Linked DNA regions of Homo sapiens: all the other regions are linked to region 2. A link is an interaction called in ENCODE POLR2A ChIA-PET data of the cell type or tissue named here. Cell type or tissue: CD4-positive, alpha-beta T cell. All regions are shown on one strand.

Region 1 (8,000 bases), 80 kb after region 2:
ACCAATAAACTTATCAAATTCAGGAGATGTAAGATTGATATAATACTGTTATTTAATATATGGTTTATATTCCAAATTTTTCAGTTGTTCAGAATTTGTTCTCTGTAGCAATTTCCCCTGTAAGCTAGGATCCAGTCAGGGAGCACACATGGCATTTACATGTCATTTCTCTTCAATATCCTTTAATCTAGAGAAGTTCCTCAGCCTGAGTTTTTGAGTCTTTCATGACATTAATGTTTTTTAAGAGTGTAGACCAGTATTTTTTTGAATGTTGTCAACTTGGGTTTATATATTCCTTTATGATAAGATTCAATTTGTTACATTTTTGTTAGGAATACTGTATGTGATGTATGTTCCTTTCTGTGCCTGTGGATCAAGAGGTACATGAAGTCAGTGATGTTAAGTTTGATCCATCAGAACCCTTTGTAACTAATAGTAATTTGTGGAGAAATATTTGAGATTGTAAATATTCTGTTCTCCAAGAAACATTCATTGGTTTTAGCATTTGTTGATGATTATTACTTAAGTCAGTTATTACTATAATAGTTCCAAAGTGATGACTTTGTAGCTCTGTCATTCTTCTGTATTGATTTGTTGGTCTAATACTTTCTAATGGAGGTATTTCTTTATGGAATTGTCCTAAATGGAGTTCATAAAATATCAGTGGAAATGACCTAAGATTTTTCTCCTTTTTATTATGGAAATGTTAAATATACAAAAAAAAAATCAGAATACTACAGCTGTGATTCAAGAGTTTTAAACATTAGTCATATTTGCTTTACCTGTCGTGTGTGTGTGTGTGTGTGTGTGTGTGCGCTGCAATTTTTGAAAGTATGTTGGAGATATGACATTTTTATCCCTACATATTTTGATATGTATCTCCTAAGAATATTTTCTATATAGCTACAACAGCATTAGGTCACCTAAAAAAATTAACAATTCCATAATATCACATAATAACCAGTTTATGTTAAAATTTCCCCAATATGTCTTTTTTTTTTTTAATGACCCAATTCAACATTTATACATTACACTTGGACCCAAAAGGACCCAGTTCCACATTCATACATTGCACTTGGCTTCTCTTAAGTCTTTCTTAATTTAGAACAGGTCATTCTCGCACTTTTTTCCTTAATTACATTAAGTTTTTAAATGAATTATTCACTTTGGAAAGAAAATAAACTGTTTGGTTTTGTAATTAGCAAGTAATTTGCGAGTTTTGGCACCGCACAAATATCCTGTTCTTTAGTAGCTTTTACCTAGTAGTTTTCACTTCCATTGATGATCCTTGCCTACTTCAGTTGTTTTCTTGGAGGTTGCATGTGCCCAAGCACACAACCACATACACAAACACAAATGAACAAGAAAAACTGATTTTTTTTGGTTACACACAAAATATCATATTCTATACATTTTTCTGCAACCTTGTATTTCACTTACTATATTAAGGAGTTTTCCTAAATAGAGGGATTCCCTCTTATCTCTAAGGGTTCCTCCCCTCTTCCATGAGGAGAGGTATAAACCAACTTTTTTTTTCTAACTATATTTGAGAACCTCTATAAGCTCTGAATTAAATATTGAACTAACATTTGAAATGCAAGGATAAAAATTTAAACAATTTTTGAATTTGGAATTGTATTTATAAAGCATCTCTTCATCATGATTTTAGCCTGAAGTTTTCATATAAATAGTAATATAAAATGTATGAAAGAGGGGTTATCATTTACATTTGATTAGAATTTGCAAAAAACTATTTTCATAAAACTTATTCTGTTTCTATCCTCTGTTTTACATGAAATTATTATGGTCATTTTTTTCATCAAAAAATATTTGCATTCTTTCATATATCTTTATGACCATAGAGATAACAAAATAAGTTACGACTACTTGGCCTAATGGAATGAAAATAATAATAAACATTTACTGAGTGAATGTTTTGTTCTTGGCACCGTGCTTAAAAATTAAACCCTTTACATATACTAACTCCTTTAATTACCTTATAATTTTAGTATGTAGATGACATTATTCCTTTTTTTTTGAGACAGGGTCTCGCTCTGACATCCAGGCTGGAGTGCAGTGGAGCAAGCACAGCTCAGTGCAGCCTCAACCTCCCAGGCTCAAGCAATCCTCCCACCTCAGCCTTTCAAGTAGCTAGGACTACAGTCGTGAGTCATGAGGCCCAGCTAATTTTTTACATTTTTTTAGAGATGAGGTCTCCCTGTGTTCCCCAGGCTGGTCTTGAATTCCTGGGCTCAAGTGATCCTGTAGCCTTGGCCTCTCAAAGCACTGGGATTAGCCATGCATAAGCATGAGCCGCTGTGCCTGGCCTGACATTATTCTTATAAATGAGGAATTTAAAAATTCATATAAGAGAAGCATCTTGTAAAGATACAATTTTTTTTTTTTTTTTTTTTGGAGATGGAGCCTCTCACTGTCGCCCGGGCTAGAGTGCAGTGGCGAGATCTCAGCTCACTGCAACCTCCACCTCCCAAGTTCAAGCGATTCTCCTGCCTCAGCCTCCCAAGCAGCTGGGATTACACGTGCCTGCCACCACGCCCGGCTAATTTTTTGTACTTTTTGTAGAGACGGGGTTTCACTATGTTGGCCAGGCTGGTCTCAAACTTCTGACTTCGTGATCCACCCGCCTCGGCCTCCTGGGATTACAGGCATGAGCCACCACGCCTGGCCCAAAAAATGTTATTTAACTGATCTGAAACTTAAACATGTTTGTTTAACACCAACATATGTGATTCTGAACCACGCATACTATGCTGCTTATTCACAATAGCAACGACATGGAATCAACCTAAATGCCCATCAACAGTAGCCTGGATAAGGAAAATGTGGTGCATATACACCATGGACTACTGTGCAGCCATAAAAATAAACAAGATCATGTCCTTTGCAGGAACATGGATGGAGCTAGAGGCCATTATCCTTAGCAAACTAACACAGGAACAGAAAACCAAATACTGCATGTTCTCACTTATAAATGGGAGCTAAATAATGAGAACACATGGACACATAGAGGGGAAGAGCAGATTCTGGGGCCTTCTAGAGGGTGGAGGGTGGGAGGAGGGAGAGGATCAGGGAAAATAGCTAATGAGTACTAGGCTTAGTACCTGGGTGACGAAATAATCTGTACAACAAACCCCCATGACACGAGTTTACCTGTTTACCTATGTAACCAGTACATGTACCCTTGAACTTAAAAATTAAAAAAAAAAAATTCATTTGTTAAGGTTTTAAATTTTATAGTATTAAGTTTATTATTTTGATTTTGGTTTTTGATTTTGATACTTTATGCTATATGGTCCTATTTACATGTTGATCTTTGTGACAGGTATTTTAACAATGGACTTAAAGAGCCTGTGGATCCTAATATGAGAAATTATAAGTACAGTAGGGGTCACCTCTGGGATGTGTGACATCAGTTGGTAACCTCAAAGTGAAACTGGAGTTTAGGGTGAAATAGGGCATAGAGTGGTGGGAAGTTGACCAAATTGTAGCCCTTCCTTTTGATTCAGTGTATTTAAGGATCCTTGTCAGAATGGAGTCCTTTTGGCTATAAGGAGAAGATCCAGACCTGGGACATGACTAATTAGAATCACAGTGTCTTCATTTTTGAAAACTTTTCCTTCCCCATTTGAAACTAGACCATTTTATAATTAGTAATTGGTACGTTAATAGTGCAAAAGATATTCAAACTGCACAGTATTTTTTGGTATTTTTTATTATTTCATGTACAAAATTCAGAAGGTACAGAAGGGTATACACTAAGGGTCTTTTTCCCCAGAGACAGCCACTGGTACCAATTTTCTTTGTTACCATCTATTTTCTTCCAGATATAATTTACACACACATGCATTCTTTTTAGCAGTCCCATATAAAGGCAGTTGCTATACACACGGTACTGAGCCTTGAGGTTTTTCACTTAACAGTATATCATGGAGATTATTTCATGTCTGTATATTGTGAATTTCCTTATTCATTTTTATAGCTGCACAGTACTCTGTTATAAAGGTATACCATAATTTATTTAGCCAAACCTAAATAAATCTAACTTACTTACATTGTTTCAGTCTTACTTGTAAGAACAGTGCTACAGGGAATAATAGGCAAGTCATTTTGTACATAAAGATGTGCATTTGGTATCTGTGCAGGATAAATTGTTAAATAAGGGGTTGCTGTGTCAGTTTGCGCATTTATAACTTTGACAGCAGGTGCTGAATATCCCCCCATAAAGGCTGTATGCTCCCACTAACAATATAGGAGAGTTTATATTAGCAAATTGCTCAATCTTGTTGAAGCTTTAACTTTCATTTCCCTTCTTATCAGTGAGGTTGAGCATAGTTTCATGTGCTAGGAACTCATTTGTATTTTCTTTCCCAATACACTTTTTAAATTCTGGGTTTGGTATAACTACTTAAGGTTTAACTTTTTTTTTTTTTTTTTTTTTTTTGAGACGGAGCCTCCCTCTGTCATCCAGGCTGGAGTACGGTGGCACGATCTCGGCTCACTGCAATCTCCACCTCCCGGGTTCAAGCGATTCTCCTGCCTCAGCCTCCTGAGTAGCTGGGATTACAAGCACACGCTAATTTTTGTATTTTTAGTAGAGACAAGGTTTCACCATGCTGGTCAGGCTGTTCTCGAACTCCTGACCTCGTGGCCTGTCCGCCTTGGCCTCCCAAAGTGCTGGGATTACAGGCGTGAGCCACCGCGCCCAGCCAGGTTTAACATTTTTGAAGCTGTTCTCTGAAGATACTTATGGCAAGACTAGACATAATATAGAAGTTAATATTACAAGCTCTGGAGTCTCAGGTTTATTTCTTGGCTTTGCCGCTTGTAACACCTTAGGCAACTTACATGTGTTAAGTCAGATAAAGCATATGAAAGCACAGTGCCTAGCACATAAGAGCACAAGAATGTTAGCTATTATTAGTGTGCCTGGTGCGTGCTAATAATAACTGACATTATTAGCTATTATATGTTAGTTAACTATGGTAACTCTAGTTATTATATATAGTTAACTTTGTTCCATAAATGCTTTATTTGTAGTATAATTATAATTATGTAAAAATACTAATTTTTTATTAGCAATAAAAATGAAGTATGCCAAAATATTAATTGTAATTAATACCAGTTAAGTAACTGGTGCCAGGAGAATTTTGAGTAATTTGTGTTAATTATTTTTAATGTCTAATTTTTTTGTAATGGAAATATGTTTTATAATAGAAAAATATGGTAGACATTGTTGTGAAATGATTTTTGTTAAATACACCTCCCCTCTTTTTTCATTACAGACAGAGAGTGCATGGGCTGAAGAATACTCTGAAAAGAAGAAAGGGTCTCACAAGCGCTCAGCATCTTGGGGCAGTACAGATCAACTTAAGGAGGTCAGAAAAATGGTTCTAAGATAGTGGGTGTGGAAATATGATCCTTTTGTTGGCTATTTCCTTGATATTATGGGCAGCAAGGATTTGTCGTTTTCCATTGATTTCTTTTTTCTTTTTGGCTTCTGAAATAACAAAAACAATTATTGTGTTGATTTAATAAAGATTTCAATAGGGATATTTATATATCACTTACCTGATTATGTATGTTTGTCTTTTTTTAGGAGAATTCATACCTGTCTATTAACATCAGATTTAAAAATTGTAACAATACAACAAATTCACATTTATTCTTTTTTTTTTTTTTTTGGGGTGTGCATGTGTGTGTGTGAGACGGAGTCTCGCTCTGTTGCCCAGGCTGGAGTGCAGTGGTGCGATCTTGGCTCACTGCAGGCTCTGCCTCCCAGGCTCAAGCAATTCTCGTGCCTCAGCCTCCCAAGTACCTGGGACTGCAGGTGTATGCCATCATGGCCAGCTAATTTTTGTATTTTCAGTAGAGATGGGGTTTCATCATGTTGTCCAGGCTGGTCTCTAACTCCTGACCTCAAGCAGTCTGCCTGCCTTGGCCTCCCAAAGTGCTGGGATTACAGGCATGAGCCACCGCACCTGGCCACATTTATTATTTTTCTATATATGGTGGTGTTTCTGAAATGCAGTACTCACTATAACCATGATGGTTATGGCTCCATGCTATGATTACCATTTTCTGTGCTGCTAATTAGTGACATTTTCATTTCACACATAATGTAGAAATGCAAAAACTCGGTCAAAGAATAAATAAGATATTCATTGGAATTGCATTCGTTATTTAAAGATGATATCTGTGAATATATTTCATGACTTGAGTTGATTTTTAAATACTGTGTAATTTTTGGAACTGTTGAAAGCTAGGTGTTCAATAAATCTAAATTGAAATAAAAATTAACTTATGGTAAAGGCAATGAGAATGATTGTTATTTTTTTAATTCTTCGTGAAAACTGTAATGTAATTTATTCTAAGTGCTGAAAACTATTTGTGTAGTACTTGGGAAGCTCGAAGGCTGAGAACAATGTTGGAACATATACACATACATGCATGTGTAGATGTGTATAAAATTATGAACAAAAAATGAGACTTTGTGATATGGTTCAAAAATTCAAAGGACTTATTAAGGGTAAGTTTTACTGGTTCTTATTAAGCAAGGATGTGTTTTTGTTTCATGTAGAAAACACTCTGGTGTACTTGCTATTTTTGCTTTCTCAGATTGCAAAATTACGCCAGCAGTTGCAGAGAAGTAAACACAGCAGTCGGCATCATCGAGATAAAGAAAGACAGTCTCCATTTCATGGCAACCATGCAGCTATTAACCAGTGTCAGGTAAGAGTACCAATACCACAAAATCCAGAAAAGGAATTTGTTGTTTTTCTGGTGATTTGTTATTTCATTGGTAATTGTTTAGGACAAAAATGCTCAAAAACATATTTGAAACAGTGATTTAAATACTGAATCACAGTCTTTATAAGAAAACAGAATATTAAGTTGACAAAATGATATTTTCCTTTAGTGACCTAAGATACGACTTCTAGGAGACATAGCTACTTATCTATTTTGGTTTACCATATTTTTGGCTTTATCAGTTCAATATTTTGGAGGCAGAATGACACAGAGAATTAAGCATTGGGTATGGAACAGGCCCTGGCTGAATAACTTATCTTTTCTAAGTCTCAGTTTCCTCATGTGAAGATGGGAATAATAATACCTGTCTCGGGCGGGGAACATCACACACCAGGGCCTGTTGTGGGCTGGGGCGATGGGAGAGGGATAGCATTAGAAGAAATACCTAATGTAAATGATGAGTTAATGGGTACAGCAAACCAAAACGGCACATGGGTATGTATGTAACAAACCTGCATGTTGTGCACATGTACCCTAGAATTTAAAGTATAATTTAAAAAAATGTAAAAAAAAAAATAGCTGTCTCATAGAAGTCTTTTGATAGAGACAAACCTTTATCTGCTTTGATTTTTTAGTAGAACCCATGAACTGCTCTTGATGGCTCATCCATCCAAAGAACACTTTTTTTTACTGAATTGAAATTGGATGAGATCTCTTGGCAAGGAGAAAGCAAGTTCATTTCAGGTCTTTTCAGGATCTTTCAAGTTCCAGAATTGAAGCTTTGGGAATGAGGAAGGCTGGATTGAATTTTCCATGTTAACAGTAAGGCAGCAGGGCCTGGAAGGTAGAGGGAAACTAGAAGACTTAGTTCTGTGACTCTCAGGTTGTTTTATAATACTGGAGTTGGCAAACTGTGGCCCGGGAGCCAAGAATGTCCCACCATGTGTTTCTGTAAATAAGGTTTTATTAGAAAACAGTCACTCTCATTTTTTATGTATTGTCTATTGCTCCTTTTTGTGCCACAAAAATATACATTTGACTCTCTATATCTTCAGGTTTTGCATTTATGGATTCAACCAACCATGGATCAAACATATTTTTGGAAAAATAGAATAGAATATGTATAAATATAAATATATTTTAAAATATAATTAAAAGTACAAATAAAAATACAGTATGACAACTATTTACATAGTATTTACATTGTATTAGGTATTATAAGTAATCTGGAG
Region 2 (8,000 bases):
TACAAATGGAGAGATGGTATAACATCGAGGTGAGGAGGATATACTTTGGGTAGACAGTTTGAGTTTAATACCTGTGTTCTGCCAACTAGAAGCCATGTGATATGGAAAGTTATTTTTCTTATCTGTGAAATGGGTGGTGAAATCTACTTCATATGATAGTAGGGATTAAATAAGGGAAAACTGAAAAACAGCACAGTACCTCAGTATAAAAGTTAGCTGTTGTGTATCATATTAGTTTTGCTTCTAGTTTTAGTGTATTTAACATAAATTACCAGTGTAGGTTCAGTTTTCATGGTTGTATGAAGTTTCAAATTGGTGATAACATTGCCTGTGAACATCCAGAATGGTGTTTCTCAAAGTGTAGTCTGTGGTTCATCTGTATCAGAATTACTTAGGGTGTGTGGTATAATAAAAAAAATTTGGTCGGGCACGGTGGCTTATACCTGTAATCCCAGCATTTTGGGAGGCCAAGGTGGGTGGATGACCTGAGGTCAGGAGTTCGAGACCAGCCTGCCCAACATGGCGAAACCCTGTCTCTACTAAAAATACAAAAAATTAGACAGGTGTGGTGGCAGGCGCCTATAATCCCAGCTACCGGGGAGGCAGAGGCAGGAGAATCACTTGAACCCAGAAGGTGGAGGTTGCAGTGAGCCGAGATTGTGCCACTGCACTCCAGCCTGAGCAACAAGAGCAAAACTCCGTCACAACAACCACCACCACCACCACAAAATATATATATATATATATATATATATATATATATATATATATATATATGGCAAGTCGTGTTCTTGCTAGTTTCCCCCTTCCTTTGGATGTATTAAGTTGTGTATAAATTCGTTTGTTTATTGGAGTTGGGGAGTGCCAAGGGCAGCAAAAAGTGATAACTTCTTTGGACTAATAGGCAGAATCAAGAAGCAAGATAACCAGAACTTATATTTGTGTCATCTTTGATGTCTACTTTCTAGTACCTTATGAAATATGTCTCTAAGAATTTAGTGTTTCTCTAACATTTGGAGGATTGCTGCTAACATTACACATTCAAGGGAATTCTTTTTTTTTTTGGAGACTGGGTCTCTGTCACCCAGGCTGGAGTGTAGTGGCACGATCTCGGCTCACTGCAACCTCTGCCTCCGGGGTTCGGGTAATTCTCCCGCCTTAGCTTCCCGAGTAGCTGGGACTACAGGTACATGCCACTATGCCCAGCTAATTTTCTGTATTTTGGGTAGAGACTGGGTTTCACCATGTTGCCCAGGGTGCTCTCCAACTCCTGAGCTCAAGCTATCTGCCTGCCTCAGCCCCCCAAAGTGCTGGGATTAGAGGCACGAGTCACCCACACCCGGCTAAAGGGAATTCTTTTGGTTTGTGATGTCTATATTTTGCAATGAAGATGAGACAAAGTAGAAACTATTAGTTTTATGTCTTGGCTAGTAGAATTTACATTTAATTAAGTTAAATTCTGTAAGCTTTGATTGAACTACTCTGTGTTATTAACAGTGTAATACAAAGATGTAAAACACACAAGGAATTCCAGAGACTCACAAACTAGCCATGTAAGACAGATACATAAGCATATAATGTGATGAGTTTTCTGGCTTAGAGAGTGAATAATTCCACAGGGGATGGGTATAGAGGTTCCCTCAGAGGAGATGAATTTTGAATTGGATTACAAAGGGAAGAACAGAACTTTGCAGTTGGATCTTAGAGGTGTGAAAATAAGCCTATCATATTCAGTTCTTTGTGGCTTGAAATGTAGGGTAATAGGGTGTTGGGATGGGGAGAGCGGAAATAGTAGAGAAAGAAGGGAGAGACGTAAGTTTTCAGAATGACTTTGAATAGAATATATACATTAGAAAGTATTCCATGGTTAATAGTATGTACTCTGGAGCCAGACTGTCAGGGTTCAGACCCTGGAGTTGCCATTTACTTGCTAGCAGTTTAACTTTAGGCAAGTTCACTTTACTTGTAAAAAGGGGATACTAATGATACTTACCGTAGATAATTGTTTCAAGGAATAAAATCTTTGTAATCTGTGTGTGGGGTATAGGAATCTCAATATTAGATATTTTATTTTCTTTTTTTTTTTTTTTGAGATGGAGTTTCACTCTTGTTGCCCAGACTGGAGTGCAATGGCAGATCTTGGCTCATTGTAACCTCCGCCTCCTGGGTTCAAGCGATTCTCCTGCCTCAACCTCCTGAGTAGCTGGGATTACAGGCGCCTGCCACCACGCCCAGCTAACTTTTGTATTTTTAGTAGAGACAGGGTTTCACTATGTTGGCCAGGCTGGTCTCGAACTCCTGACCTCAGGCGGTCCATCCGCCTCGGCCTCCCAAAGTGCTGAGATTACAGGCATGAGCCACCGCGCCTGGCAGATATTTTCTTTTTTTTTTTTTTTATCGGAGTCTTACTCTGTCGCCCAGGCTGGAGTGCAGTGGTGTGATCTCGGCTTACTGCAACCTCCGCCTCCCAGGTTCAAGCCATTCTCCTGCCTCAGCCTCCTGAGTAGCTGGACTACAGCCGTGTGCCACCATGCCCGGCTGATTTTTGTACTTTTTTTTTTTTTTTTTAGTAGAGACGGGATTTCACCATATTGGACAGGCTGGTCCTGAACTCCTGACCTCGTGATCTGTCCGCCTCGGCCTCCCAAAGTGCTGGGATTGCAAGCGTGAGCCACCACGCCCAGCCAGATATTTTCACATCATTGTCTTCCTTCTCATCCAAGGCTTTAGGCACTCACAGTTATTATTACTAGTATTTATATTCTTAGAATAAATAGAATATATATATATATATATATAAAATGAGTAGAGTGTGACTTGAGATAGGAGAAACTCACAAAGGCATTGATCACCTGAATTTTGGGGGAATGGCAGTGGGAATGGCAAGAGTAAAAAAGATTGAAAAGACTGATTTGGCAAACTGTTGGATGTAGGGATTGAGAAACGGGGAGTTGAGGGTGATAGTTTGGATGGTGGTTCTAATTGATAACAGTGAGGAGAACAGATTTGGGAAAAGAAAATGAACTCAGTTGTGGATGTATTTGGTTTGTGCTCTCAGGAACTTCAGATAATTTTCTAGATTGTGGCAAATAACATTTTAAAACTCAGGGATACACTTTGAACTTGGGGGTAAAAATTAGGACTCATTTATTGCAGTTCAGTAAACATTCATTTAACATGTACATCATGCTAGGCATTTACATGTGGGCAACACTCGAAATGACTAATCACTAGGGTGGATAAAATGATAGGGAAAATGCTGAAGATAGAACTCTGGGAGGAAACAAGCATTTTTAAGGGTAGAAAGAAAAGCCAGTGAAGAAACCTGTGAAATGTGGTAGGAGGAGAAATGGTAGAATAGTGTTGAGAAAGCCGAAAAGAAAGATTGTATTTCAAGGAGAGATAGGAAAGATTTTCAAATGTCGTGAAGTAGGCTGAGCCTGGAGAATAGGCCTTTGAATCTGGCATGTAGATTAGTCAATGATCTGTGAGAGAAAGTAGTTTGAGAAGCATGTTGGGGGCACAAATCAAAGTGGAGGATGAGGAAGTAGAGGTAATGAGTATAAAGTACTTTAATGTGGACGGAAGGAAAGTGAAAAAACTGGGTGAAGGGTGTGCTTAAGCTTCAGTTATTTACAGGATGTGGAAAACTTCAGCTTGTTTATAGCTTTTAGGGAAAGGATTTATAGAATGAAAGATTGTAAATTCAAGAGAAGATGGTAAATGTAGATGGAGCAAGGTTATGGAAAATGCGAGAGGCATGGGATCCAGTACATGGTAGAGTCTGGAAATCTCAGAAACAAGGACATTTTTTTCTCTGAGGAGGGGAAGAGGTAAGGGCGTAGGTTAAGATGATAGGTAAATCAGCAGTAGAAGGGAAGGAAGTTGAGAAAGTAAGCTACTTCCTTTTCCAAACTACTTGAAGGCAAAAATAGCATGCTTGTCTTTATACTATATTTTTAAATTTAAATTTATTTTTTTAAACTACGTGTGCATAATTTAAAATGTCAAATAGCACTGAACTTATTATCAAATAAAATGTTCCCTTGTCACATCTTTCTCCACTCCCTCTTCCTGCCCCCTAGAAACAACCACTTTCAACTCTTAGAGGTTTCTTTGGCTGTTTACCTACACATTTCTTTTTCTTTCTTTCTTTTTTTTGAGACAGAGTCTCGCTCTGTCACCCAGGCTGGAGTGCAATGTCAGGATCTCAGCTCACTGCAACCTCTGCCTCTTGGGTTCAAGCAATTCTTATGCCTCAGCCTCCTGAGTAGCTGGGATTGTAGGTGTGTAGCACCATTCCCTGCTAATTTTTGTATTTTTAGTAGAGGCAGGGTTTCCCCGTGTTGGCCAGGCTGGTCTCGAACTCCTGGCCTCAAGTGATCCACCCGCCTTGGCCTCCCAAAATGCTGGAATTACAGGCGTGAGCCACCGTGCCTGGCCTACACATTTCTAAATAATATGCTATACTACTGCTTTAGGAGCTGTTTTTTTTTTGTTTTTTTTTTTTTTTTTTTTCAGTTTTATGTATTATGTAGTGACTTGCTACTGTGGAAAATGTACACTTAATTCTCTAATCACCATCCTACCGAATCCTTCCATTGTAGGTGTAGCATCTTTTGGTTAAATCAGTATTAATGTTATTATGACCATGTAAATATTGATTACAGTAGAGCCTTGTTGGATACTACAGTTATATTTTCTTTTTAAATAACTTTTTGTGGTCTTTGAGGTTAAAATTGTTTTTCATTTTGATTGCTTCGTTTTCTATGTACCTATCACAAATTTATCCCTAAGAAAGTTTTGATAATGGAAACTTCCTGTAAATAATTAAAAACATAGCAGAGAGTTACTTTTGTTTATTTTCCTTGGAGATATGTCTTTTGGAGTCCCTCATCCTCATATTCCAAATTAGCTCATTGATCTCTACATCTGTGGCACAGCTATTAGAACCGGGAACTTCCCTGGGAATTCTCTTCACTTCTCTCCTGTTTTGGATACTCTAATTTCTGGATGTTGTTTTGCTGGAGTGCATTTTCCAATAATTTTTTGAGAGAGGATACATGGGAGGTATATGTTATACCCAGACCTTGAATATCTTCAGTGATGTCTTTATACTTGCCGGTTTGACTGGGTATAGAATTAGAATTGTAGGTTGGAAATAATTTTTCCACTGGGTATTGAAAGCACTTCATCTTCTAGCTTTTGGAATTGCTGTTGAGAATTTGGATGCCATTCTGATTCTTAATCCTTTGTTGGTGATGGTGTCTGTCCTCTGTGGAAGGGTTACCACCATTCTGAAATGAGGATTGCCTTGTTGTGAGGTGTTTCATTGTTTGTTTTCTGTTCACTGTGCTGGTTACTCTGTGGGCTTTTTCAGTCTAGAGACTATTTCTGGGAATTTTTCTTTTATTATTTCTCCTTTCTGTTATCTTTGTTTTTTGTCTTTTTGGAAGCTGTGTTATCTAGTTGTGGTATATCTTGGAGCACATCTGTAATTTAACAATTTCTGTCTAGTTTCCGTATCTTTATCTGTTTGCATTTCTTTTTTATTATTTTTCAAAATTTCAAAATATATTTTCTTTTAAAAAATAGAGACTGAGTCTCGCTGTATTGCCCAGGCTGGTCTGGAACTCCTGGCCTTAAGTGATGCTTTTGCCTTGGCCTCCCAAAGTGCTGGGATTACTCACGCCTGGCCTGTTTCTTTTTTTTCTTTCTTTTTTTTTTTGTTTGTCTGTTTTTGAGACAGAGTCTCGCTGTCGCCCAGGCTGGAGTGCAGTGGCGAGATCTCGGCTCACTGCAGGCTCCGCCCCCCGGGGTTCACGCCATTCTCCTGCCTCAGCCTCCCGAGTAGCTGGGACTACAGGCGCCCGCCACCTCGCCCGGCTAATTTTTTGTATTTTTAGTAGAGACGGGGTTTCACTGTGTTAGCCAGGATGGTCTTGATCTCCTGACCTCGTGATCTGCCCGCCTCGGCCTCCCAAAGTGCTGGGATTACAGGCGTGAGTCACTGCGCCCGGCAGCCTGTTTTTATTTCTATCAGATTTATTTATTTGAGACGGAGTCTCGCTCTGTCGCCCAGGCTAGAGTGCAGTGGAGAGATCTCGGCTCACTGCAACCTCCGCCTCCCGGGTTCAAGCAAGTCTCCTGCCTCAGCCTCCCGAGTAGCTGGGACTGTAGGCGCGCGCCACCACGCCCAGCTAAATTTTTTGTATTTTTAGTAGAGACGGGGTTTTACCAAATTGGCCAGGCTGGTCTCGAACTCCTGACCTCAGGTGATCCGCCCGCCTTGGCCTCCCAAATGCTGGGATTACAGGAGTGAGCCACAGCGCCCGGCCTATCAGATTTATTTTTATCTTGTATTCGTTTTATTGATTTTTACATTTTGGCCATTATACTTCAGTTCTTCAAGAGCACTTGCCTTGCTGTTTGTTCTTTGTCCTGTTAATGCCTAAAAGTTTTTTGTTTTTTTTTTTTTGAGATGGAGTCTTGCTCCGTTGCCCAGGCTGGAGTGCAGTGGCACTATCTTGGCTCACTTCAGCCTTCGCCTCCCGGGTTCAAGCAATTCTCCCACCTCAGCCCCCTGAGTAGCTGCGACTACAGGGGCACACCACTACACCTGGCTAATTTTGGTGGGTTTCACCATGTTGGCCAGGCTGGTCTTGAACTCCTGACCTCAAGTGATCCGCCTGTCTCCACCAGCCAGAATGTTGGGATTATAAGCGTGAGCCGCTTGGCCTGGCCACTTTCTATTAATATTTAAGTGAGACATTAAAATGCTGATTAAATGTTTTCTGTGTTTAGATCAGGCTGCTTGTCTGGAGCATGTTACTCTAGAAAGAAGACGCAGGGACTCCCAAAAGTAGGTTTTTTTTCTTCTCTTGGGCCAGTTTCCCCAGGGAAGAGACCTCAGTATCATGCCTAAGGATATGTGTAGTGTCCTTAAGTCCAGAGCCTGTCTCGTTAATTTCTATAGCGCAGATTTTCCCAATCTTTTTGTTCTGGAGACTCCTTGGCATCGTTTCCATTTCTCAGGGAACCCAGGCATTTGTCACCAGGAAGTTGAGATATATTGCTCTAGTAATAATTTATGCTCTTTTGAGTACGAGTGGTTTCTCTATGAATCTGTTTATTTGACCATCTTATTAGCCTATTCATTTTGTATGGTTTTCCTCTCTCCCCTAAGGATATCATCATTATTGCAAGTGAGTAGTGAAGTAAAGGAAACTTTAGTTTTTCCTTCTAAAGAAATTCCTGTATGATTTTTTTTTACCTTGTTTAAGTGATAACAATAGTTTTATCCCCAGTTTTTAGTATACAAGATGCTAATGAGATATTATGTGATCTAGGGTATGTACAAGAGGCACACCCCCAGCCAGCTTTTAAGACTAAACATGTTATTTTTAACTAACTTTTTTTGGGGGAAAATGTGCAGTTAAGCTTAGCTTACCTTTCTTGAAATTAATCTCTTCCCTTTTCTTAGATTTTTAAAAACTTATAAGGCAACCATAATGTTTTGATTAAATAATTTATATAAGACAAAATGGGATTTATTTTTTCTAAAGGTATATTTAATTTAAATGAACTTAGTAAAGTTATTTTTTACAATAGGAAAATTTATAATGTTTATAGTAAAAGCTACTAAAACCATAAAGCAAGGCAATATAAAAAAATATAGCTTAACACAATTTTATCTGAGAGCTTCAAAAATTTCTTTTTCTGTAACAAGATCTGTGTCAAATATAGGTCTAGCAGAATTATTAATGTGTGGCGATTTCTTGGTCTCTATTCTAGACCTGTACATAAAAAGTGATATTTTCAAAACTGAAAAAAACAGTTTATTTATTTCAACAAAACGTGTATATATATTTTTTTCTGTACAAATACTCAGTTCTGGGTTGAGCTTGAAATGAGCACACCCAGATTTCATATTCAACTGAAATGAAACTTTCTTCTTTGATCTTGATGCTTGTTAAACAAGAAGAAGCTTGTTGATGCAT
Region 3 (8,000 bases), 110 kb after region 2:
AATCATTGTAATAGATACAGAAAAACCATGTGATAAAATTCAGCACTCATCCATGGTAAAAACTCTCAACAAATTAGGCATAGAAGGAAAATACCTTGACATAATAAAAGCAATAGGTGACAAACCCACAGCTAAATTGTACTGAATGGGGAAAAGCAGAAAGCCTTTCCTCTAAGAACTGAAACACGACAAGGGTGCCCATTTTCACCAGTTATTCAGTATAGTACTGGGGGTCCTAGCCAGAGCAACCAGATGAAAGAAAAAAAAGGCATCCAAACTGGAAGACAGAAAGTCAAATTTTTCTTTACAAATGACATGATCTTATATATGGAAAAACCTACCCATTCCAATTTATCTGTACATAAAATAAGAACCAAAAGACTACAAAAAAAATCACAAAACTGATAAATGAATTTACTAAAGTCGCTGGATACAAAGTCAATATATAAAAATGAGTAGTGTTTCTATACACTCACAGTGAACTAGCTAAAAAAGAAATAAAGAAAGCAATTCAGGTTACAATAGCTAAAAAAGAACAACAATAAAAAACCCTGAGAATAAATTTAACCAAGGAAATGAAAGATATCTACAACAAAAACTGCAAACACTAATGAAAGAAATTGAAGAGGACACAAATGGAAAGATATCCTATGTTCATAGGAAGAATTCATGTTGTTAAAATGACCATACTATCCAAAGCAATCTATAGATTGATTGCAATTAAAATATTAATTGTTTATGTTAAAGTACCAATGACATTCTTCACAGAAATAGAAGAAACAATCCTAAGATTTGAATGGAACCACAAAAGTCCCCAAATAGAGCCATACAAAGCAAAAAGAACAAAGCTAGAGGCATCATACTACCTGACTTCAAAATATATTACACAAAGCTATAGTCATCCAAACAGCATGGATCCACGGAACAGAATAAAGAACCCAGAAATAAATTCATGCATTTCAGCCAGCTGATTTTTCACAGAAGTGCTAAGAACATACACTGGAGGAAAGAACATCTTCAATAAATAGTGCTGGGAAAACTGATTTATGCAGAAGGATGAAAGTAGACCATTATCTCTTACCACATATAAAAATCGACCTAAAATGGATTAAAGCCTTAAAGGTAAGACCCAAAACTACAAAACTCCTGGAAGAAAACATAGGGGAAATGTTTCAGCACATTGGTCTAGGCAAAGATTTTATGGCTAGGACTACAAAAGCCTAGGTAACAAAAAAATATATACAAATGAGACTATATTAAATTTAAAAGCTTCTGTACAGCAAAGGAAACAACAGAGTGAAGAGAAAACCTGTTGAATGGAGGAAAATATTTGCAAACTATTCATCCAACAAGGAACTAACATCGAGAATCTTCAAGGAACTCAATAGCAAAAAACAACAACAACAAAGAATCCCATTAAAAAATGGGCAATCTGACTAGACATTTCTTAGAAGAGACAGATTAAATGTCTGACTAGACATTTCTCAAAAAAAGACATAGATTAAATGGCCAACAAATATATATTTTAAAAAGTTCATCTTTACTAGTCATCAGGGAAATGCAAATCAAATCCAAATCCATAATGAGATATCACCTCACCCCTGTTAGAATGGCTGTTATCAAAAAGACAAAAATTAACATATCAAAGGGATACCCTGCGCTCACATGTTTATCGTAGCCACTCTCGGTAGCCATTGTATGGAATCAACCTAAGTGCCCATCAACAGTTGAATGAATAAAGAAAAATGTGGTTGTGTGTGTGCGTGTACATGTGTATACATAACTGATGAGTATTTCATTGTGTATTCTACAATATAAAAACTGAAGGAATGAGAGCACTGGTAGTTTATGAAACTTAGCAAAGGTTTAGAAAAAATAAATCCAATTTAGAGAGTTTCATGAAACATATATATTCATAGAGTGCAGATAAAAATGTGAGGAGTAAAAATATTTTACTATTTGGTTTGGCATTATGAATCAAAGTCCTGAAAAATCTTTACTATCCTTTATGTCCCCCCAGGAAAATAGCTCCTCACCCCAGGAATTTATTCTAAGGAAGTATTTACATATGTGTGCAAATAATTGTCTAGGAGGATGTGCATGACAGTATGGTTCTGTAATAGTGAAAAATTGAAAACTATTTGTTTAATAGAGCATTGATTTCTTAAGTAATGCCCTCATAAAAAAATTATGCAACTATAAAAATGATTTGGTTAAACGTTTTAAAGCATAGAGATAGGTTACAGGTCTGGTATAATGTTAAAAAAAAAAAACCACTGGGTTCAGAACACTAGGTACGATCTGTTTCTGGTTAAAAGTGTATATGTATATAGAAGAAAAAGGACTAGATAGAAGAGTTTTTATAAAATTATTAATAGTTGTTATCTCTGGTGATTGACATGTATTTAATTTTCTTTCTTCACTGAATATTTTTTTTACTTTTGCAATAAAGAAAACAATGGCAGTCCAGGCACAGTGACTCATGCTTGTAATCCCTGTACTTTGGGAGGTCAAGGCTGGGAGGATCACTTGAGGCCAGGAGTTTGAGACCAGCCCGGGCAACATAGTGAGACCCTATCTCTAATTATATTTTTAAAATTATTTAAATAAAAAAAGAGTAAACAATGAAGTTAAAAATAGTTTCTCAGGGCAGACTTTTTATGGACATATTCAAGTTCTCTGGATCACTATATCTCTGGCTTATGTTTAAGTATGTTCTTAAGTCTATTGAAAACTGTAGAAATAAAAAAAATTAAAGGTGAGTGTATTAGTCTCTTCAGGCAGCCATAACAAAATATTATGCATAGACTACGTGACTTTACACAACAGAAATTTATCTTCCAGTTCTGGAGACTCTTAAGTGCAAGATCAAGGTGCCAGCAGGGTTGGTATTTGGTTGAGGGTTCTCCCCTTGGGTTGCAGACAGCTCCCTTCTTGCTGTGTGCTTATATGAGCTCTTCGTGTGCATGGGAATGGGAGGTGACTCTCTGGTGTCCTCTTGGACCGGGGCTGCCTCCCCCATATGACCTAATTTAAACTTTACTGCTGAGTGGGCACAGTGGCTCATGTTTGTAATGTCAGCACTTTGAGAGGCTGAGGCTGTCTGATTGCTTGAGCCCAGGAGTTTGAGGCCAGCCTGGGCAACATGGTAAAACCCTGTCTCTACCAAAAAAGTACAAAAATTAGCCAGGCATGGTGGCATGTGCCTGTAATCCCAGCTACTCGGGAGGCTGAGGTGGGAGGATCGCCTGAGGCCAGGAGGCAGAGGTTGTAGTGAGCCAAGATCATGCCACTGCACTCCAGCCTGGGCAACAAGGTGAGACCCTGTCTCAAACAACAACAACAAAACAAAACTCAACTACTGCCTTAGATGCCCCATGTCCAAATACAGCCACATTGGCAGTTAGGGCTTCAACATATGATTTTGGGGGGACACACACATCCATATACCAGCCTTGTTGAACAAGCATCTTATATGTTCTAGGCTCTGTGCTTGGCAGTGGCACTAAAGAGATTAATAAGACATAGTTTCTCTCCTCAGGTTAATTGTAGAAAAATAATCCAAAAGAAAAAAATACCACCTCTGTTCCCAGGTGTAGCTTGCTTCTGATATTTTGGGGAAATAGTCTTTTTTTCTGGGTGAAATATAAATCTGTGTGTGTGTCTGTTTTATACGCATGCATTGGCTTTTGGTTGAATAAACATGAAGGGGCAAAGGAAGAATGTTCTTTTCACTTCCTGCTTTTGTGAAATATCTGGCGTATATGAAACTTTTGTTCCAGTAGGTAGAACAGAAAATGTTGAGAAATTAGGTGTGTAGGTTTCTAGAGAGAAATTATAGAATTTATTCTATAAACATAGAATTTATGTTTATATTTGAGGAAAGGGAAAATCAAAAAATATAAGGGCTAAACCCTTGAAGACATATAGATAAGCTTTAGTCCCATAATTTTCTGTTTGCAAATTTGCAAAATTATTTTACAATTCACCTAAAAATTGCATCATTCTTTACAGATCACTCTGTGTTACTTGAAGTTTATAGCTCAGCTGACTACTGCAGGTTACATCAGAAATTTGAGTTTTTATACCTATGGAGTGTTAGTGACTTAAAGTTTTATTGTCTGACCAGTACTTGATTTATGACATTGATTGTGCTTTAGCCACCCACTAAACTGTATATAGAGTTGTCACCGCTTATGAAAGCTGAAAGGGTCTAACCAGGACAAGTGTTCACATCAAATGAACTAGACTAAGAGAATAGATCTATGGATATGGCTAAGATCTTCCTCAAAAAAATAGTTTTGAGGCTGGACACAGTGGCTCACGCCTGTAATCCCAGCACTTTGGGAGGTCCAGGTGGTGGATCACCTGAGGTCAGGAATTTGAGACCAGCCAGGCCAACGTTGCGAAACCTCATCATCTCTACTAAATATACAAAAATTTAGCTGGGCGTTGTCGCGGGTGCCTGTAATCCCAGCTACTCGGGAGGCTGAGGCACAAGAATCACTTGAACCCGGGAGGCTGTGGTTGCAGTGAGCTGAGATTGCACCACTGCACTCCAGCCTAGGAGACAGACCGAGACTCCATCTCAAAAAAAAAAAAAAAAAAAAAAATAGGTTTTGACAATTGTATATCTGTGCACCAAAGATCTGAGCTATGGAGAGTGGCTCAAAAATATAAGTTGAATTTTTAAAAATTATATAAATTTTCTCTATAAAACACTTATAGAACACCCAAACTTAAAATTTTCTTTCCTTTGGTAGTGGATGCTGAGAATGGAAAAGGGATCAGAAAGAAGAGATGGAAGTAAAGGGAATAAGTAATACAGAAGCTTGAGGCTGTGGGGAATGTGGGAACAGAGGGACTTATAAAAAGGGAAAAATTAGGAGACACTATATGTGAAAGAAAATAAGTGACACTTGAAAAAAATGTGAAAAGATAATTATTTTAAGAATAAAATACATAATAGGGAAAATACAAAATAAAAATTGCAGCTACTGTTTTCTGAGCATTCATGCTTTAGACGCCAGGCACCATACCAGGTTTCCTGTCATTTCATCTTTAAAGCCATGAGGTAGGTTTCTGTGTCCTGTGTTACATATGAGGACCCAACACTAACTGAGCAGTGGAGACATCCTCTCTCAGCACTTCTGCGTGGAGCTTCCCCTTGGCCTTTTTTAATCACAGATTTCTTGTGTTTGCCAAGGATTCTTGTTGTATTTATTATGCTTTTTCTTTTTTTTTTTTTTTTCCAGTTCTGAAGGGGAGCAGGAATAAAAGGAGAAATAGAGATTTAACACTAAGTTCTGTATCAGACAGCAAGATTATCAGGGAATAAAACTGATGGTCATTGATTAGAATCATTTCTAATCAGTGTTACCTTTGTCTTCCTTTGTCTTTGTCTGTTACCTTTGTCTTCTTGCCCACCTCTTCCTGAAAGAGGTTTTCCAAAGAAACTTTCCTAAATGAAGGATAGGTTAATCACATTTCTTTGCTAGACAGCAGAAGAATCTGCAAGATGTTTATCTGGCACACTGATGTTACTAGCTTTGGCGGATACCTCTGTTAATGCTTGTTTCATATTTTATTTTGAATATCTTGTCAGGAAACAAGTAATATCCTGTAATTATGTAACCAGATAGTTCTTTCCAAAAGTAATACTGTGACAATAAAAACATTTTTAATTTAAAAATCTCTACATAGATTTTGGAAGTGGTTCTGTTAAATAAATAAGTCATATTGTGAAAATGGCCATACTGCCCAAAGTAATTTATAGATTCAATGCTATTCCCATCAAACTACCATTGACATTCTTTACAGAATTAGAAAAACTATTTTAAATTTCATATGGAATCAAAGAAGACCCTGTATATAGCCAAGACAATCCTAAGCAAAAAGTACAAAGCTGGAGGCATCATGCTACCTGACTTCAAACTATACTATAAGGCTACAGTAACCAAAACAGCATGGTACTGGTACCAAAGCAGACATATAGACCAACGGAGCAGGACAGAGACCTTAGAAATAACACCACACATCTACAACCATCTGATCCTTGACAAACCTGACAAAAACAAGCAATGAGGAAAGGATCTCCTATTCAGTAAATGGTGCTAGGAAAACTGGCTAGCCATATGCAGAAAACTGAAACTGGACCTCTTCCTTATACCTTATACAAAAATTAAGATGGATTAAAGACTTAAATGTAAAACCCAAAAGCATAAAAACCCTAGAAGAAAACCTAGGCAATACCATTCAGGACACAGGCATGGGCAAAGACTTCATGACAAAAACACCAAAAGCAATTGCAACAAAAGCCAAAATTGACAAATGGGATCTAATTAAGCTAAAGAGCTTCTGCTCAGCAAAAGAAACTATCATCAGAGTGAACAGGCAACCTACAGAATGGGAGAAAACTTTTGCAATCTACCCATCTGACAGAGGTTTAATATCCAGAATTTACAAGGAACTTAAACAAATTTACAAGAAAAAAGCAACCCCATCAAAAAATGGACAAAGGATATGAACAGACTCTTCTTAAAAGAAGACATTTACACGGCCAACAAACATGTAAAAAAAAAAAAACATGAAAAACTCAACATCACTGATCATCAGAGAAATGCAAATGAAAACCACAATGTGATACCATCTCACGCCAGTCAGAATGGCAATTATTAAAATAAGTCAGAAAACAATAGATGCTGGTGAGGCTGTGGAGAAATAGGAATGCTTTTACACTGTTGGTGGGAGTGTAAATTAGTTCAACGATTATGGAAGACAGTATGGCAATTCCTCAAGGATCTAGAACCAGAAATACCATTTGACCCAGCAATCCCATTACTGAATATATACCCAAAGGGTTATAAATCATTCTACTATAAAGACACATGCACATATGTGTTTATTGCAGCACTGTTTACAATAGCAAAGACATGGAACCAACTGAAATGCCATCAATGATAGACCAGATAAAGAAAATGTGGTACATATACTTCATGGAATACTATGCAGCCATAAAAAGGAATGAGATCATGTCCTTTGCAAGGACATGGATGAAGCTGGAAGCCATCATCCTTAGCAAACTAACACAAGAACAGAAAACTGAACACCGCATGTTCTCACTCATAAGTGGGAGTTGAACAATGAGAACACATGGGCACATAGAGGGGAACACACACCAGGGCCTGTTTGAGGTGGGAGGTGAAGAGAGGGAACTTAGAGGACTGGTCAATAGGTGCAGCAAACCACTATGGCACACGTGTACCTTTGTAACAAACCTGCATGTTCTGCACATGTATCTTATTTTTTTTAAGAAGAAACAAAAACAATAATAAACCCCCCCCAGAATATAAATAATTATATAGATTAATCTGTTCTCATGTTGCTGTAAATACCTGAGACTGGGTAATTTATAAAGAAAACAGGGGCTGTGCATGGTGGCTCACACCTGTAATCCCAGCACTTTGGGAGGCTGACATGGGCGGATCACAAGGTCAGGAGTTTGAGACCAGCCTGGCCAATATGGTGAAACCCCGTCTCTACTAAAAATACCAAAAAAATTAGCCAGGTGTGGTGGCGGGTGCCTGTAGTCCCAGCTACTCAGGAGGCTGAGGCAGAAGAGTCGCTTGAACATGGGAGGTAGAGGTTGCAGTGAGCCGAGATCACATCACTGTGCTCCAACCTGGGTGACAGAGTGAGATTCGTCTCAAAAAAAAAAAAAAAAAAAGAGGCTTAATTGACTAACAGTTCTGCAGGCTGTACAGGAAGCATGACGCTGGCATTTACTTGGTGTCCGGGGAGGCCTCAGGAAACTTAAATCATGGTGGAAGGCAAAGGGGGAAAGACACAGGTCACATGGCCAAGCAGGAGCAAGAGAGAGAAGTGGGAGGCGCTACACACCTTTAAACAACCAGATTTCGTAAGAACTCACAGTACTAAGAGGGACTGTGCTAAACCATTCATGAGAGATCCACCCCCATGATTTGGGTGAGACATCCAAA

The links. Peaks named below come from ENCODE experiments on the same cell type or tissue, not always from the same donor. Only the 100,000 strongest peaks of a DNase experiment are listed, where the experiment ranks them.
Region 1: POLR2A ChIA-PET joins it to region 2 with 6 read pairs; 10 of 35 experiments call an interaction of 5 or more read pairs at or near these places.
Region 3: POLR2A ChIA-PET joins it to region 2 with 9 read pairs; 10 of 35 experiments call an interaction of 5 or more read pairs at or near these places.

Annotation. Positions count from the first base shown.
Region 1 is chr2:202,719,614-202,727,613 of GRCh38, forward strand. FAM117B (family with sequence similarity 117 member B) reads left to right here. Exons shown (of 8, transcript NM_173511.4): 3 at 5,304-5,396; 4 at 6,637-6,750. Among named protein-coding and RNA genes, the nearest start is that of FAM117B, 89 kb to the left of the region's middle. In CD4-positive, alpha-beta T cell, no CTCF peak of the experiment used is centred here; no DNase peak of the experiment used is centred here.
Region 2 is chr2:202,639,567-202,647,566 of GRCh38, forward strand. All of the region lies in intron 1 of FAM117B (family with sequence similarity 117 member B), which reads left to right. Among named protein-coding and RNA genes, the nearest start is that of FAM117B, 8.6 kb to the left of the region's middle. In CD4-positive, alpha-beta T cell, no CTCF peak of the experiment used is centred here; a DNase peak (open chromatin) is centred at 3,555; H3K4me3 peaks cover 1,835 bases; H3K27ac peaks cover 4,183 bases.
Region 3 is chr2:202,747,182-202,755,181 of GRCh38, forward strand. The region is part of intron 4 of FAM117B (family with sequence similarity 117 member B); the gene reads left to right. Among named protein-coding and RNA genes, the nearest start is that of FAM117B, 120 kb to the left of the region's middle. In CD4-positive, alpha-beta T cell, no CTCF peak of the experiment used is centred here; no DNase peak of the experiment used is centred here.